Linked DNA regions of Homo sapiens: region 1 is linked to region 2. A link is an interaction called in ENCODE POLR2A ChIA-PET data of the cell type or tissue named here. Cell type or tissue: Panc1. All regions are shown on one strand. Links, peaks and the distances in the headings refer to the core of each region. The heading gives the core; the rest is flanking DNA.

Region 1 (8,306 bases), core at 3,049-5,548, 56 kb before region 2:
GAGTTAAAAATACACTTTCCTGGCCTTGATGCTTTTCAAGAAAGATGATAGCAATGATTTTAATAGGTTTGAGTTGGGTTGCTGGCCTGTTTCTTTGACTGCAAACCTGCTCTGAGATTTGGCTACTTGGGTCTCCAGTTATATCTGAGCGAGAGATAAATATTGGAGTAAGGCAGTTGCTTCCTCACTGAATGGTCTTTCTTCTTTCTTCAGCCTTAGGATCTTCTTTAACGATGTGGTTAGTTTATGACCTTTGGGGGAGCCTTTGGCTTGAATATATCTCAGTTTCTTAGCCTGGGTTCTCCCCAGACCAGATCCTGAGGCAAAGATTTGAGAACAGGTAGATGATTTGGGAATGCAATCCCAGGGGAAGTCAGGCAGAGAAGGAAAGAAGCTGCTAATACATGGACTTCGCCACTGAGACCAGCACTGGTATGGGTGACTGGTGTTCAGTCCTGGGGGACTTCTGAGGAGCTTTATGAAATACGTCTCAAAACTATCCTCTCAGGGGACAAAAGGGGAATGCATTTATCCATCAGCTCTAATCTTCTATCGGTCAAGGGTGGTCTAGTAGGCTTTAATAGTCCTGGGCTTTTGACTTGTGCCTGCCTAAGAGTGGAGCAGGTTCTCACGGACATCCCACCCTCTGGGTGTCAGAGAAGCCACAGAGCACGAGGCTGGAGGCCCCTGGTGTGGAACAGGGACAAGGTGGCCTCGGGTTGTATTTGCTCAGAGCCGGTTGCAGGCTGCCCAGAACTGGCTGCCCCAGCAGTGGCATGTAAAACATGATGTGTGCAAAAACGCAGACGGCTTGGGAGATGGCAGCGTGTCTGCTGGGACTGTAGATGTGAAGGAGAGCATAGTGGGAGGAGAATCTGAATGAGACTGTGCTGCTATGTAGGCTGAGACAAAGAATACTGGCCTCATCCTGAAAGCAATGGGGAGTCGGCAAAAACTTGATGCAAAAGAATGTCCCTGGTCTCAGTGTGCAGGATGGATGAATGGGGCTATGTATAGCATGTGGGGCTGGGGGTGGGGGTTGTTCTGGAAATTGTGAGACCTGTTAGGAGCCAGTATAGACAGTCCAGGTGAGAGTACACAGTGTGAGGATCTGAAATCAGACTGGGAGGCAGCGGTTACTGAAAGGAGGGGACAGATTTAACCCAGACCAAACAAGGAAAAGCTGGCCATGATGACAAGCCAGTGAGGTGCGTGTGACTCAGGCTGAGTAGAGCAGTCTCATTCCCTTTGGATCACAAGCTATAAGCGCACGGCCTCACAGTTAATGGCTGCCTTCTTTGCCTTATTCTCCACCATATGAGAGACTATATGCAAGCTCTTTTTTTTTTTTGAGACAGGATCTCACTCTGTCACCCAGGCTGATGTGCAGTGGTGTGATGATGGCTCACTGAACCCTCAACCCCTGGGCTCAGGTGATCCTCCCACCTCAGCCTCCCAAGTAGTTGGGACTACAGGCATGCACCACCATGCCTGGCTAATTTTTTGAATTTTTTGTAGAGATGGGATTTCACCATGTTGCCCAGGCTGGTCTCAAACTCCTGAGCTCAAGTGATCCTTCCACCTCAGCCTCCCAAAGTGCTGGGATTACAGACATGAGCCATTGTGCCCGGCCATGAGCTCCTTTTAAACACTTGGATTATTGTCTGGAATGACAATCTTTCAGTACCTAATAGTTAAGGTGCCATTGCTTTTGTTTTTGTTTTCTTCTGGTCCTGAGAGAACAAGGTCAATACACCTCAGAGAGTGAGGAAATTAATGTGTGTGTGAGCGTGTGTGCATTTGTGTGTGTGAGAGAGAGAGAGAGGAAATGAGTTAATTCTGTGGAGTTTCTGCATCCAGTCTAACCCAAGGCCTGTTCTAAACCCGACTTTCCATGGTTTGCTTATGTGACATGTAATTTACCCTTTTTAGCTTAAGCCACTTGAGTTGGGTTTCTCATAATCAAGAATCCTGACTAAAATAACATCTTTGTGTCCCAAGCTTTTTTCTACTTTTTGTTACCCAGGCTGGAGTACAGTGGTGTGATGATGGCTCGCTGAAGCCTCAACCTCCTGGGCTCAAGCGATCCTCTGACCTCAGCCTCCTGAGTAGTTGGGACTACAGGTATGCACCACCGCGCCTGGCTAATTTTTTAAATTTATTTTTTGTAGAGATGGAGTCTCACCATGTTGCCCAAGCTGATCGGGAACCCCTGGGCTCAAGTGACCCTCCTTTGGCCTCCCAAAGTGCTGGGATTTACAGACTGGAGCCACCGTGCCTAGAATATATTCTTCTACGGAAAAATAATAGGTCCAAAATTATCGCCAATTTACACCAACTCCAGAAATGTATAAGAATAACTTATTTCATCATACCCTTACAAGTACTAAGTATCAAACATTTTTTAAACCTTTATTAATTTCTTCAGAAAAAAATTATTTAACATTACTTATTTTTAATTACTGATGAGGTTGAGGCTGTTCCAATTCTACTTGTTTTGTATTTTCTTTTTGGAGAATTTTCTAATAATATCTTTTACCTATATTGGGCCTTCCATTTTTTTTTTAACAAAACCAATATATATAAAATCCTCCCTAGCTAAAAACTTGTTAATTTGCCTATCATGTTTATTTCAAATGTTTTCCTCAGTGTGGATGCTTGCCTTTAATTTAGCAGAAAATAACACAGACCTAATTTCCACTCTTTTGCCTCTATATGTTGATTACAAGCAACATTTTTTTAAAGAAACTGGCTTTTTTTTTTTTTTGAGGCAGGGTTTCACTCCCTTCACCCAGGCTGGAGTGCAGTGGTATGCTTTTGGCTCACTGCAACCTCCACCTCCTGGGCTCAAGTGATTCTCCTGCCTCAGCCTCCTGAGTAACTGGAACGCCAGGCATGTGGCATCACACCTAGCTAATTTTTGTATTTTTAGTACAGACGGGGTTTTACCATGTTGGCCAGGCTGGTCTCAAACTCCTGACCTCAAGTGATCCACCCACCTTGGCCTCCCAAAGTGCTAGGATTACCGGCGTGAGCCACTGTGCTCTGCCAGGAACTGGCTTTTAAAAATGGAAATCTCACGTGGCTGCTGTGGCAGACATGCAGGCCCTGCTCAGATCTCACTTTGAGAAGGAGCTCACATTTCAGCTGTGAGGAGTGCAATGCACTGACTGCCTGTAGATGCAAAACCTTCAGGGTCTGCCATGGCATATGGGAATGGAGACCACTCTCTTCCCAGGCAACTCCTGCTCAACAACTGAGCGTGGCAAGGGTACTAGGTCCTGGCCATCTTTGCCTAACACAGGACTCCTCTGTGAGAAATCTGTGTGTGGAGCCCCTGTTTGATGAAGTGAAATGTCCTCAGAGCTGCACTGCAGTCTGGAACTCTTCCTACCCAAGCCTCCTTCCCTCCCACTCTTCTTTCACAGTTGTCAGACAGATATTACAATCTGAAGGCTTTTTCCTGCCTCATCCTGCTCTCTCTCCTCTTCACTTTTCACAGGAACTACCCTCAGCCAACCTCCGACACCTTTATCTTCATCTTAAAAATTTTGTAAATTTACTTATTAAAAAAATTCACAATTGTGTGTGTGTGTGTGTGTGTGTACAAAATAGTACAACCTGACTGGGTGTGGTGGCTCACGCCTGTAATCCCAGCACTTTGGGAGGCCAAGGTGGGAGGATCACTTGAGTCCAGGAGTTCAAGACTAGCCTGGGCAACATGGAGAAACAGGAAAAAAAAATTTAGGCAGGGATGGTGGCACACGTCTGTGGTCCTAACTACTCAGGAGACTGAGGTGGGAGGATGGCTTGAGCCTGAGAGGCACAGGTTACGGTGAGCCGAGATTGTGTCATTGCACACTGAGTGACAGAGTGAGATTCTGTCTCAAAAGAAAAAAAAAAATAGGAGGCTAAATCAAGCTAATTAACATAGACATTATCTCACGTACTTATTTTGTTGTGGTTAGAACACTTAAAATCTGCTGTCTTAACAATTTTCAAGTAGACAGTATATTGTTATTAACTAGAATGAATAGATCTCTTTTTTTTTTTTTTTTTTTTTTTGAGACGGAATCTTGCTCTGTCACCCAGGCTAGAGTGCAGTGACACGATCTTGGCTCACTGCAAGCTCCTCCTCCCGGGTTCACACCATTCTCCTGCCTCAGCCTCCCAAGTAGCTGGGACTACAGGTGCCTGCCACTCTGCCCGGGTGGTCGAGCCAGGATGGTCTCAATCTCCTGATTTCGTAATCCGCCCACCTCGGCCCCGCAAAGTGCTGGGATTACAGGCGTGAGCCACCGCGCCCGGCCATGAATAGATCTCTTGAACTTATTCCTCCTAACTGAAATTTCATACCCTTTGACCACACCTCCCCAGTTTCGCCACCCTCATCTTCATCTTGGCATCTGCTTCTGGAGGACATACCTGACAGTTATTGTTACTGTGAAGTAGTTCAGGGAAATATAACAGAGAAAAGAAGAATCAAACTCAATCCTACCATTCGAACACATCTATTAGTACACAGAAGCAGACGGAAGATAGTTGGGTAGATGGCTGGAGGGACAGGGCAGAGATTTACTTTTGTCCAGTTGCCTGCTTATCCTCACATCTGGAACACAGTGGCACACAGCACGATCCACAGGCTTGCTCAATAAATTGAGAGATCAAGCTGTTTTCTACGAATGAGATGATACTGTATCTTTTTCCACTAAAAATACTGAGTTTAATTTTACTTGAATTTATCAGAAGAAAAAGTTTTAGTAAAACTTAAGGAATTGCTGAACTTCAGAAAAGACTAATCACCACAAAAGGAAACAATTTCCAGTAGGAACACCCTCAAATTTAAAAAATTTTATTTTTAAAACTTTTTTTTTTTGGAGATGGGGGGTCTCTCTATGTTCCCTGGCTGGCCTCAAACTACTGGGCTCAAGAGAGCCTCCTGCCTCAGCGTCTTAAGTGGCCAGTACTATGGGCACCTACCATGGCCAAATTATTTAATGAATTATCTTTGGCATTTTCTTTCTTTTTTCTTTCTTTCTTTCTTTCTTTCTTTCTTTCTTTCTTTCTTTCTTTCTTTCTTTCTTTCTTTCTTTCTCTCTCTCTCTCTTTCTTTCTTTCCTTTCTTTCTCTCTCTCTCTTTTCCTTCCTTCCTTCCTTCTCTCTCTCTTTCTTTCTTTTTTTGAGATGGAGTATCGCTCTGTCACCCAGGCTGGAGTTCAATGGCACGGTCTCGGCTCACTGCAACCTCCACCACGCAGGTTCAAGCAATTCTCTTGCCTCAGCCTCCTGAGTAGCTGGTACTACAGGCAAGTGCCACCACACCCAACTAATTTTTCTATTTTTAGTAGAGATGGGGTTTTACTATGTTGGCCAGGCTGGTCTCGAACTCCAGACCTCAGGTGATCCGCCTGCCTTAGCCTCCCAAAGTGTTGGGATTATAGGCGTGAGCCACCGCACCTGGCCCACATTTTCAATAATTTTTCTAGATACATTTTTGAATCCTGTCGTTATCCCTCAAAAAATTCCATAAGATTAATAAAACAGTAGTATGTTAAACTTATAAATTTATTTCTGATTGTCTTTGTTTGTGCTGCTATAACAAAATACCACAGACTGGGTAATTTATAAACATTAGAAACTTATTTCTCAGTCGGGTATGGTGGCTCACGCCTGTAATCCCAGCACTTTGGGAGGCCGAGGCAGGTGGATTACCTGAGGTTGAGAGTTCGAGACCAGCCTTGCCAACATGGTGAAACCCCGTCTCTACTAAAAATACAAAAATTAGCCAGGCGTGGTGGCAGGCACCCATAATCTTAGCTACTCGGGAGGCTGAGGCAGGATAATTGCTTGAATCTGGGAGGTGGAGGTTGCAGTGAGACGAGATCACGCCATTGCACTCCAGCTTGGGCGACAAGAGCGAGACTCTGTCTCAAAAAAAAAAAAAAAAAAGAAATTTATTTCTCACAATTCTGGAGGTTGGGAAGTCCCAGATGAAGGCATTGGCAAGTTCTGTGTTTAATGAGGCCTGCTTTCTCCTTCCAAGACTGTGCCTTGTTGCCCCAACCTTGGGAGGATGAACACTGTGTTCTCACATGACAAAATACAGAAGGACAAAGGGACAAACTCTTCCTCAGGCTCTTTTATAAGGGTGATAGTCCCGCCTATGGGGCAGAGCCCTCATGGTCTAGTCACCTTCCAAAGGCACCACCTTTTAGTACTATTGCACTAGGGATTATGTTTCAACATGGATTTTGGAGGGCTCACAAACATCGAAACCATAGCAGTGATAAATTGACATCCTCACTATACTCATTTTTAAATCTAAAAATATAATGTTTCTGCATTTATGTAAATCTCTGCATCCTTTCAACTTGGATTTGCATTTAAAAATTATGCAATGCAAATTTTTCATAAATATATTCCTATGCCTAGATATTTTATAGTTTGTGAAAGTGTAAATATCATTTAAAAGCAAATGCAGCCGTGTGCTGCATAATGACATTTCAGTCAACAATGGAGTGCATAGATGATGGTGGTCTCAGAAGATTATAATGCCAGCCGGGTGTGGTGGCTCATGCCTGTAATTCCAGCACTTAGGGAGGCCAAGGTGGGCGGATCACGAGGTCAAGAGATCGAGACCATCCTGGCCAACATGGTGAAAACCTGTCTCTAGTAAAAATACAAAAATTAGCCGGGCGTGGTGGCGCATGCCTGTAGTCCCAGGTACTTGGGAGGCTGAGGCAGGAGAATCACTTGAACCCTGGAGGTGGAGGTTGCAGTGAGCAGAGATCGCTCCATTGCACTCCAGCCTGGTGACAGAGCAAGATTCCATCTCAAGAAAAAAAAAAAAAGATTATAATGCCATATTTTTACTACACCTTTTCTATGTTTAGATATATTTAGATACACAAATACCATTGTGTTACAATTGCCTACTGTGTTACAATTGCCTACAGTAACATGCTGTACAGGTTTGTAGTCTAGGAGCAATAGGCTACACCATATAGCCTAGGTGTGCAGTAGGCTGTACCATCTAGGTTTGTGCAAGTATCCTCTGTGATGTTGGCACAATGACAGAATCACCTAACAACATGTTTCTAAGAATGTATCCCAGTCATTAAGCGACGTGTGACTGTAAATGATAATTTAGGACAACAAAGCCTATTGCTCTCATGAACAATTCAGAGTGTGAGGACCATGGAAGACAGAGGAAGGTAGAGAGCCACTGTCAGCACCTCTTCTCAGATGGAATCCTGCCACTTGTCCTCAGCAGCTTGTCCCCAGTTGATCCCTGGACGCTGACTCCCATTTTGGTATAGCTGGTCTCCTTGTTGGCAGAGCCTTCTTTCCACCAAAGGGGCTGAATGCTGGATTTTATGTTTTAGCCTCTCTTGCAATGAGAACCTGGACATGTGACTCAAACAGGTCAGTGAGATATAAAAGGAAACCTGTTGAGTATCTGGAAATGATTTTTTTCCCTGATAAGAGAGAAAAAAGCAGGAAGAAAGGCCACCCCCTCACTTTCTTCCTGCCTTTGAACATTGATGTGTGAGAATGTATTGCCCAGAGCTGTGGCAACCATCTCGAAACTATGGGGTGAAAGCCGGGCGTCTCTTCCATCCCAGAGACCCCATGTCACATGGCACTGCATCAACCAACCCTAGAACTGCCAAATGGAATAATGAAATGTTATCATTTGTGTGTCCTGTCACGTGCAACCAAAAGCACACTGTCTTATATGCTCTCCAAATCTGCCTTTGTCCCTCTCTGCTCTCTGTCCTGCAACTCATTTCTAGTTGATAGGCTGTCAGAGTGGCCTTGTTAATACCTCCAGATCTCACCATTTCTGCTCTCTGCTCTCCCACACATTCCTTCTCCTTCTTACTCTAGAAATCAGCCCCATCTGCTTCTGGCTAGAGCTCGAGTCTTCCACTCTTGTCTATATTCTGCTTGACCATTTGTCAGGAGTTTAAAAAACATGCGATTTTGCACACCGCTGTTCACGCACATATGTTTCTTTTTCTGCTCATCACTGATTCGCTCTTTGTGTGGTAACAGTGTTTTGATCTCCGAGGAGGAATGCTCTGCTTTCCTCTCAGTTCATGTTGTGTGAACAGAGGGATCCCATCCTTCGTGTTCCAGGCCCGGCTGCTCTTCCATTCTCACTGGCTCATGCACTAGCAAGTGGCACAACTGCAGCCAATGAGTTTCCACCCTGGGACCTTTATTTAATTAAACTAAGTAGAAATAAAGGTATCCCTTTTAGCAGGGATTGACAGAATCAGGCTGATGCAAGGCTGGAGTTC
Region 2 (8,306 bases), core at 2,102-4,601:
AATAAATTTCTGGATTGAGTTTCCAATGATTATTAACAATGTATCAAAACAAATATAAAATTTGATAAATTAGTAATAATACATGCAAAGTAAAGCATGCTTATTTGGAATGAATTTCTTGATCTGTTGATGAGGCTCTTTCTTTTTAAAATGAGTTTGTGTATTTGTGAAGAACATGGCTTATTGCTGGGATGATACAGAGGGAGTTAAAAGTTCTGACTTCGAATCTCCTGGTTTTCAACTGGTCTTTTCTTTGACACCAGGAAACTCAAGTGAATCAGCAATAAAAAAAAATAATCCCATCAAGAAGTGAATAGACATTTCTCAAAAGAAGATATACAAACAGCCCACAAACATATGAAAAAATGCTCAACATCACTAACCATCAGGGAAATGCAAATTAAAACCACAATGAGATACCACCTTACTCCTGCAAGAATAGCCGTAATTAAAAAGTTGCAACACAATAGATGTTGGTGTGGATGTGGTGAAAAGGAAACACTTTTACACTGTTGGTGGGAATGTAAATTAGTACAACCTGGGATTATAGGCATGAGCCACAGTGCCCCACCTATTCATTTTATTTTTTCTTTTTGAAAAATAGACTATTGGGAGGCTGAGGCGGGCAGATCACTTGAAGTCAGGAGTTCGAGACCAGCCTGGCCAACATAGTGAAACCCCGTCTCTCCTAAAATACAAATATTAGCCAGGCGTGGTGGCGGGCACCTGTAATCTCAGCTACTTGGGAGGCTGAGGTTAGGAGAATTGCTTGAACCCAGGAGGTTGCAGTGAGCCGAGATCACGCCACTGCACTCAGCCTGGGTGATAGAGACTCCGTCTCAAAAAAAAAAAAAAGAGAAAAATTGACCATATTGTGGATAGTTTACATGAAATGGCATGCATCCACTTTAATGACATGTAGATGTGTTTTGACAAAAGTTACCTGTGTAATCACCCCCATAATCAAGATATGGAATGATTCTATCACCCCCAAAGAGTTCTATTCTGCTTCTTTGTCTTCCCTACTTTACATCCTAGGCAAATACTGATCTGCTGTCTGTTACTACAGATGAATTTCACACAAATGGAATCATACAGTTTGTCCTCTTTAGTTTCTGGCTTCTTTTGCTCAGCATAAGGATTTTGAGATTCGTTCATGTTTTGTGTATAAGGAGATAAAATCTTTCTTATTGCTAAATAGTGTTCCAATGTCTGGCTATACCATAATTTTTCATCCATTCATCTGTTGATGGAAATTTGGGTTGTACCCACATTTATCTATTATGAATAATTATGTGCAAGTCTTTTCTTTAAACATAAAGAAATTTCTCTTGTATAATACCTGATAAGTGCATGTTTATAAGAAACTGACAAACTGTTTTTCAAAGTGGTCGTACCATTTCACACTCCCCCAACAATACATATGGGTTAGTTTCTCCACATCCTTGTCAACACTTGGAATTAGCAGTCTTTTAAATTTTAGCTATACTAATATTTATGTAGTAATGTTTGTGAGTTTTTTGGTATTTTTTCTTTACTGATACATAATATTTTACATATTTATGGAGTCTATATGAGTGAGACATACATAGGATGTGTAATGACCAAACCAGTGTATTTGGGGGTATTCATCACTTTGAGTATTTATCATTTCTATACGTTGGTATCACTTAGAGCCTCTCTTCTAGTTACTTTGAAATATACAAAATATTGTTGCTAGGTATAATTACCCTAGTCTGCTACCAGACTTACAATTTATTTCTTCTACCTAAACTGTATGTTAGTACCCATTAACCAACCTCTCTTCATATCCTCCTCCCACCCACTTATCCTTCTCAGCCTCTGGTATCTGTTATTCTATCCTCTGGGTCCATGATTTCAAGTTTTTTAGCTCCCATATGTGAATGAGAACATATGGTATTTGTCTTTCTGTGCCTGGCTTATTTTACTTAACATTATGACCTCCAGTTTTATCCATGTTGCTGCAAGTGACATGATTTCATTGTTTTTTACGGCTGAATAGTATTCCATGGTGTGTGTGTGTGTATGTGTATATGTGTGTGTATATGTGTATATATATATATCACGTGTGTATGTGTATATATATATATCACATTTTCTTTATCCATTCATCTGTTGATGGACACTTAGATTCCATAACTTTGCTCTTGTGAATAGTGCTGTGATAAACTTGCATGTGCAGCTATCCCTTTTACATAGTGGTTTCTTTTCCTTTGGACTGATGCCCAACAGTGGGATTGCTAGGTCATATAGAAGTTATTTATATGTGTTTTTTTCTTTGAGAGATTGCCATGCTGTTCTCCATAGTGGTTGTATGGAGGTTGTATACATTCCCAACAACAGCATATAAGAGTTTCCTTTTCTCTGCATCCTCACCAGCATCTGTGAAACTTTATATACCGCCCATGAAGTTTCCTCTCAGATGTAGTGAATGAAGTTTCTATGTGCTTTTCCTTATATTCCACTCTGTGCAACTGGTTGAATAGCTGGATGTAAGTAACAGTGTTTCTCATTGGATTTGAACATTTGCTTAGAATATCATGGTATTTGAAAGCTAATTTCTCATATCTAAAGACCCAGATCCTCCTTTTATAACTGATTTTTGGGCAAACCCTAAATTTTTGGTCTTGAGGGAGTACATCAGATATCTTTTTTTCTTTTCTTTCTTTTTCTTTTTTTTTTTTTTTTTGAGACTGAGTCTCACTCTGTCACCCAGGCTGGAGTGCAATGATGTGATCTCGGCCCACTGCAACCTCTGCCTCCCGGGTTCAAGTGGTTCTCTGGCCTCAGCCTCCCAAGTGGCTGGGACTACAGGTGTGTGCCACCACACCGGGCTAATTTTTGTATTTTTAGGAGGGACAGGGTTTCACCATGTTGGCCAGGCTGGTCTTGAACTCCTGACCTCAAGTGATATGCCCGCCTCGGCCTCCCAAAGTGCTAGGATTACAGGCGTGAGCTACCGTACCCAGCGCGTGTCTACTTTGGTTTGCTAATTCCTGAATTAGCTAAGAAGTCCCCAGATCTCCTAAATAGAAAATAGGTATTATATCTCAGCAGTTACTTTACAAAAAACAGGGTAAAAGATCTAGATATAAACTTCACAATGATGTGTGGTTGTCTGTGTGTTGAATGGATTTGTTTGGCTTTTCTGTGTAGTGTTCAACAGCATTAAAAACGGTTCTTTGGAGAGAATACTAGTCTGATGACTAGTGTTGCTTGTTCCTCTCTTGCTCATCTCTAGAACAAACAGAAACACACGTCCTCTCTGCCAAGTATTCTGTGACGTCACAAGGCAGCTCCTACAGTGCAGCAGCTTTTTCTTACACTTTTCTTTTCTGGCTGCAGGAGAATTAATCTCTTCCTTCATACTTTTACCCATTTTTTTTAATCAGTTGGAGGATACATGATATTATTTAGAACATCTAGAAGGTATACTTTTTTAAAAAATAGACTTTAATTTTTAGGGCAATTTTATGTTCACAGCAAAATTGAGCAGAAAGTACAGAGAGTTCCATATACCCCTGTCCCCACAACCAGCCTCTCCCACTGTCACCATCCCCACTAGAGTGGTACATTTGTTACCATCGATGAACCTGCATTGACACATCATCACCCAAAGTCCATAGTTGACAGGGTTCACTCTTGGTGTTGTACGTTCTGTGGGTTTTGACAAATGTATAATGACATGTATCCACCATTATAGGGCCATACGGAGTAGTTTCACTGCCCTGAAAATCCTGCATGCTCTGCCTGCTCATGCCTGCTTACCCCCTAACCCCTGGCAACCACTGATCCTTTTTCTATCTCCGTAGTTTTATCTTTTCCAGAATGTTATACCGTTGGATAAATTCTTTTAAAAAGGGATCTAGCAGGATAAAGGAATTTTGAAACTGTAAGGGATCTTAGAGATTTTTCATTCTGTGGCCTTTTTTCATGCTTACCAAAGGTACATATTTTTCGACAGTTTGAATAGAAACCAATTCGTACAGTTTCATAAGCAAAAAAAAATTACATTAAAAATTAAGTTAATATTCCTGGGAGAAGTAAAGAGAAGCATTTAAAAAGGTATTTGGGAGGCCCAGGTGAGAGGATCACTTGAGGTCATGAGTTCAGGACCAGCCTGGACAACATAGCGAGACCCCCATCTCTACAAAAAATTAAAAAAAAAATTAGCCAGACATTGTGGCGTCCTTGTAGTCCTAGCTACTGGGGAGGCTGAGACAGGAGGATCAATTGGGCCCAGGAGATTGAGGCTGCAGTGAGATATGATCTTGCTACTGCACTTCAGCCTGGGTGACAGGGCAAAGCCCTGTCTCTTAAAAAAAAAAGAAAAAAAAAAGTAGAAGAAGTAGGTAAAAAATTCTTTCTGTCCTTAGATACTCTTTAAAGAATTTGAAAGCCAATTTTGGTTGCTATTTTGATAGCATTTAGGGAAATCTTTGAATTAAATAAAACCAAATTGCTTTCAAATTGAGACAGTTAATTTAAATAGAAATATGCTCAGTTTTATTGCAGAGTGGGACTGGAATCTTTTGAAGCAAAAGATGTTTGGAAAGGGTAATATGCCTTAATAGTGTCATGGGGGACCCTTATAGAGCAGCAAATGACTACACTGGCCCACCAGCTGCAATGGTCAAATGGAAAGGCTTTCTTCCTTGTGCCAAATTGGCCAGCTTGTCTCTTTACTTTATAAATTGGGTGGTACCATTGTCAGACTCACCCAGAGTTAGCTCTGGGGCTCAGGCATTTTGTGTGAGAGATGGAATGGTTGAATTACTGCCACTGGGCACTTAGCAATCAAACTGGAAGGCCTGATTCTGATTTTGTCAGAGGGTTCCCAGAGGTGACCATATAGTGAAATCTGTTCTTTTTTTTCAGAATCTGACCCTATATCATTTTATTGATCTCTTTAAGCTTTGTACAGGTTCTTTGTCAACCATAATGAGGTTTTATGTTTTCTTTCCTTTTTGTTTTTCTGCAATCTGTCCAACCAAGGTTTATTTTGCAGGAATTTGTGACTGGGGGCATGCCTGAGATGAGCAAACGGTGCAAATCTTTAAGGCTGTGACACTTGGCTGTTAATAGCTTAAGAAGCTCTTGGTTGTAGGAGTAAGTCATAAAGCCACAAAAGGATTTAGCTTCTTGAGAAAGCAGAAATCTACTTAGCATTTTTATGAGAAAATGGAGTGACTCCTCCATTAGAGTCAAGCATTAAGGCTTCAGCGTCAACTAGAATATTTCCCATAGTTTGGCAAGTTGCCTTTTAACCCATGGCTTCCCACACCTGGAACCTGTTTCCTCTAGTTGCTCCATCGCAGGCAGGCTACTGTGTTTTGATCAGAACCCAGAAGAAAAGAACCTGGGATCTGGGTATCACAGGTAGCATTTTATAGCATCAGACATGTTCCAGTGACTAACTCTTGGCTGCCCCATCCCCAGACACTTTCCTGCAGTGGGTTGGGGCTGGGGAGGTTGTGGAGCTCACTGATGCACATTTTGCAGTTTGGCTCAATGGGTCCACAGGCCTTACATAACCTAAACTCCCTGACTTTTCATCACTTCCTGCAGAATGTGATGTGGGTGGGCTGAGGGATTCAAGTAGAGACTAGTGGGTGATACTTAAACTTGCTCAAAGGGAACATCTTTTAGGGAGCCTTCTAGAGTGCCACAAAATTGGGCTATGACTGTTTCTGCCATCTGAGAGAGGGCTATCACTCTTTCTATTATCTTAACAAGCAGAAGATATATTTCTATTGTAAGTAGTGAAGCTCTTCGTATCTTAACATTGAATAATGTAAAAAAAAATTTAATTTTTTTTTTTTTGAGATGGAGTCTTGCTCTGTTGCCCAGGCTGGGGTACAGTGGTGTAATCTCGGCCCACTGTAACCTCTGCCTCCCGGGTTAAGGCAATTCTTGTGCCTCAGCCTCCCCAGTAGCTAGGATTACAGGTGCACACCACCACACCTGGCTAATTTTTGTATTTTTAGTAGAGACGGGGTTTCACCATGTTGGCCAGGCTGGTCTCGAACTCCTGGCCTCAAGTGATCCACCCACCTAGGCCTTCCAGAGTTTTGGGATTATAGGCATGAGCCACCACGCCTGGCTCTAATAATGTAAAAATTTTAATGAGTCATATTTCTAGAATTTTGTTTAAACACACAAATTATGTGTGTGTGTGTGTGTGTGTGTGTGTGTGTGTGTGTGTTTGACTCTCTGTTGCCGTGAGTTCTTGTTTGACCATGTGGTGGTATGTGCTAGGGTTTGGAGAAATTAATGGGAAAAAGAGTATATGTCACATTTAAGTAGTTTTTTTCCTTCTAAGAATTGGGAAAAGGCCTCCATTGTTTGATTTTCATGGTGAGGCAACTTGGACCTGGTCATAGAACATGAATGTCCTGAGGGATGATAGGGAATGCAGCGAATACCCAGAGAAATCCTGTTAGCCTGCCAGAGGCGGGAGTGACCCTCATTTCTTCATCTCCTTGTGCAGTTCTTCAATGTTCTTTGCAAGTGGATTTCACTAAAGTGAGTTCTGTCTATTAATGTCAATAGGTATAGATGTCTTTCCATCTTATCCATAACGTGGAGAAGATGCAATATGCCTCATAAATATTTCCAGGAACAATGTTCCTTTTATTTCAGTAAATTAGAGGTCAGCACCCTATTCATAGATAGATCCAGCAAACGGGGAGAGGAGACAGTAGTTAACAGTGTTCATTCTTCTACACAATCTCTCTGTATCTGGTACCTCGTGCCTAGTTAAGTAACTGAATACTGATATCACTGAGCTATTCTTTAAAATAATGCAGTGTTAGAAAGCCTTCCATACCAAAATTCAAACCCCTCCTTTATCAGACATTGCGCTAGACTACTCAAGCCTAACATAGAATAGTTCCCAAGCTTTACTCCCTGCCCCCATTTATTGCTTCTTTATGCTACAAACATGATTGCAAGAGGGAAAATGTAATTTTTAAAATTCACTTTGGTAAAAGGGATTCCAATGATTTCATTACCACCTTAAACTTTTGTGAAAAAAAAACAACTCATCACTTTAAATTATTGAAGTGTATATTTAACCATTATTGTCATCCAGGTACACTTTCAACAGTTTTGTTTCTATTAAGGCTGTAATTATTTTATAAGGAAACATTAAATATTTACCATAATTAAAGAGACATGCTGGCATTTGTTTCACTATTTTTTACTTGAATTGCTTTATATAGAAACTTATGGAATTGCTTTATATGGAAATTGCTTTATATGGAGATTCATACTGAGATTTCAGTAGAGCAGGTATTAAAAGATGTATCCAGGGGCTCTGCCGAGAGACTGGCATGAAGGTTAATAGAACTCAATAAATATTTATTGGTTGAAAAATGAATTACATTCCATTTTGTTTGTCCCTAGGGGATTTTATCATAATGGGCTTTAAAAAATTTAATAGGTTTTGCTATAATAAAATATAACCAGTACAGTATGGTGTCACTTGTCTTGTGCTGGACAAGGGTAACCAAACTCAGAGACATCAACTTCTCTCTCCAGCCTCCACATCCTGGTGAGAGAAACTAACCTATCCTGTGGGTCAGTGAGAATCTAAGTGAGGCTTAGAAGCTTATACAAACATACATATCTATAAAAGCATTCCTATGATGTTCTCTTCTCTTAAAAACTCTTCCAGAGACTCTTCTAAAGGAATTTAAAATACAAGTTTCTGAACAGATATAGAATACCATTAGTTCACTGGCCAAGTAATAATCCACAGGCTGGTATATTTTAAATTCATAACAGTGTACTCTGTGCCTACTAAGGTAGAGAGGACACCTCCCGGATTCAAATGATCCTCCTGCCTCAGCCTCCTGAGTACCCGGGATTACAGGCACATGTCATTATGCTGGCCAATTTTTGTATTTTTAGTAGAGATGGGGTTTCGCCATGTTGGCCAGGCTGGTCCCGAACTCCTGGCCTCAGGTGATCTGCTCGTCTTGGCCTCCCAAAGTTCTGGGATTACAAGTGTGAGCCACCACACCCGGCCTGGAGGGATTAAAGTTTTTAGTATAAAGAACACTGTAGTATGGAAAGACCCTGTCTCAAAAAAATAAAATAAAATCCCCAACTTCAAGCATCTTCTCTGTTTCACCTCTCAACATCCCAGGGTGGCCCTCAGATCTGCCATAGACTCCTAAGTCCTCATCACACCACATCAAAACCATTCCAACAGCCCCAACTGGAGCTCTCTAAAGTACCTTATATCCAAATGCCAGGCTCATCTTCAAACACTTAAACAC

The links. ChIA-PET counts read pairs that join two places held together with the same protein. Peaks named below come from ENCODE experiments on the same cell type or tissue, not always from the same donor. Only the 100,000 strongest peaks of a DNase experiment are listed, where the experiment ranks them.
Region 1: POLR2A ChIA-PET joins it to region 2 with 5 read pairs; 5 of 35 experiments call an interaction of 5 or more read pairs at or near these places.

Annotation. Positions count from the first base shown.
Region 1 is chr2:197,338,959-197,347,264 of GRCh38, reverse strand. No RefSeq gene overlaps it. Among named protein-coding and RNA genes, the nearest start is that of ANKRD44-DT, 32 kb to the right of the region's middle. In Panc1, for the core only: no CTCF peak of the experiment used is centred there; no DNase peak of the experiment used is centred there.
Region 2 is chr2:197,282,424-197,290,729 of GRCh38, reverse strand. All of the region lies in intron 1 of ANKRD44 (ankyrin repeat domain 44), which reads left to right. The region is part of intron 5 of ANKRD44-IT1 (ANKRD44 intronic transcript 1); the gene reads left to right. Among named protein-coding and RNA genes, the nearest start is that of ANKRD44-IT1, 16 kb to the left of the region's middle. In Panc1, for the core only: no CTCF peak of the experiment used is centred there; a DNase peak (open chromatin) is centred at 3,249; H3K4me3 peaks cover 1,009 bases; H3K27ac peaks cover 2,259 bases.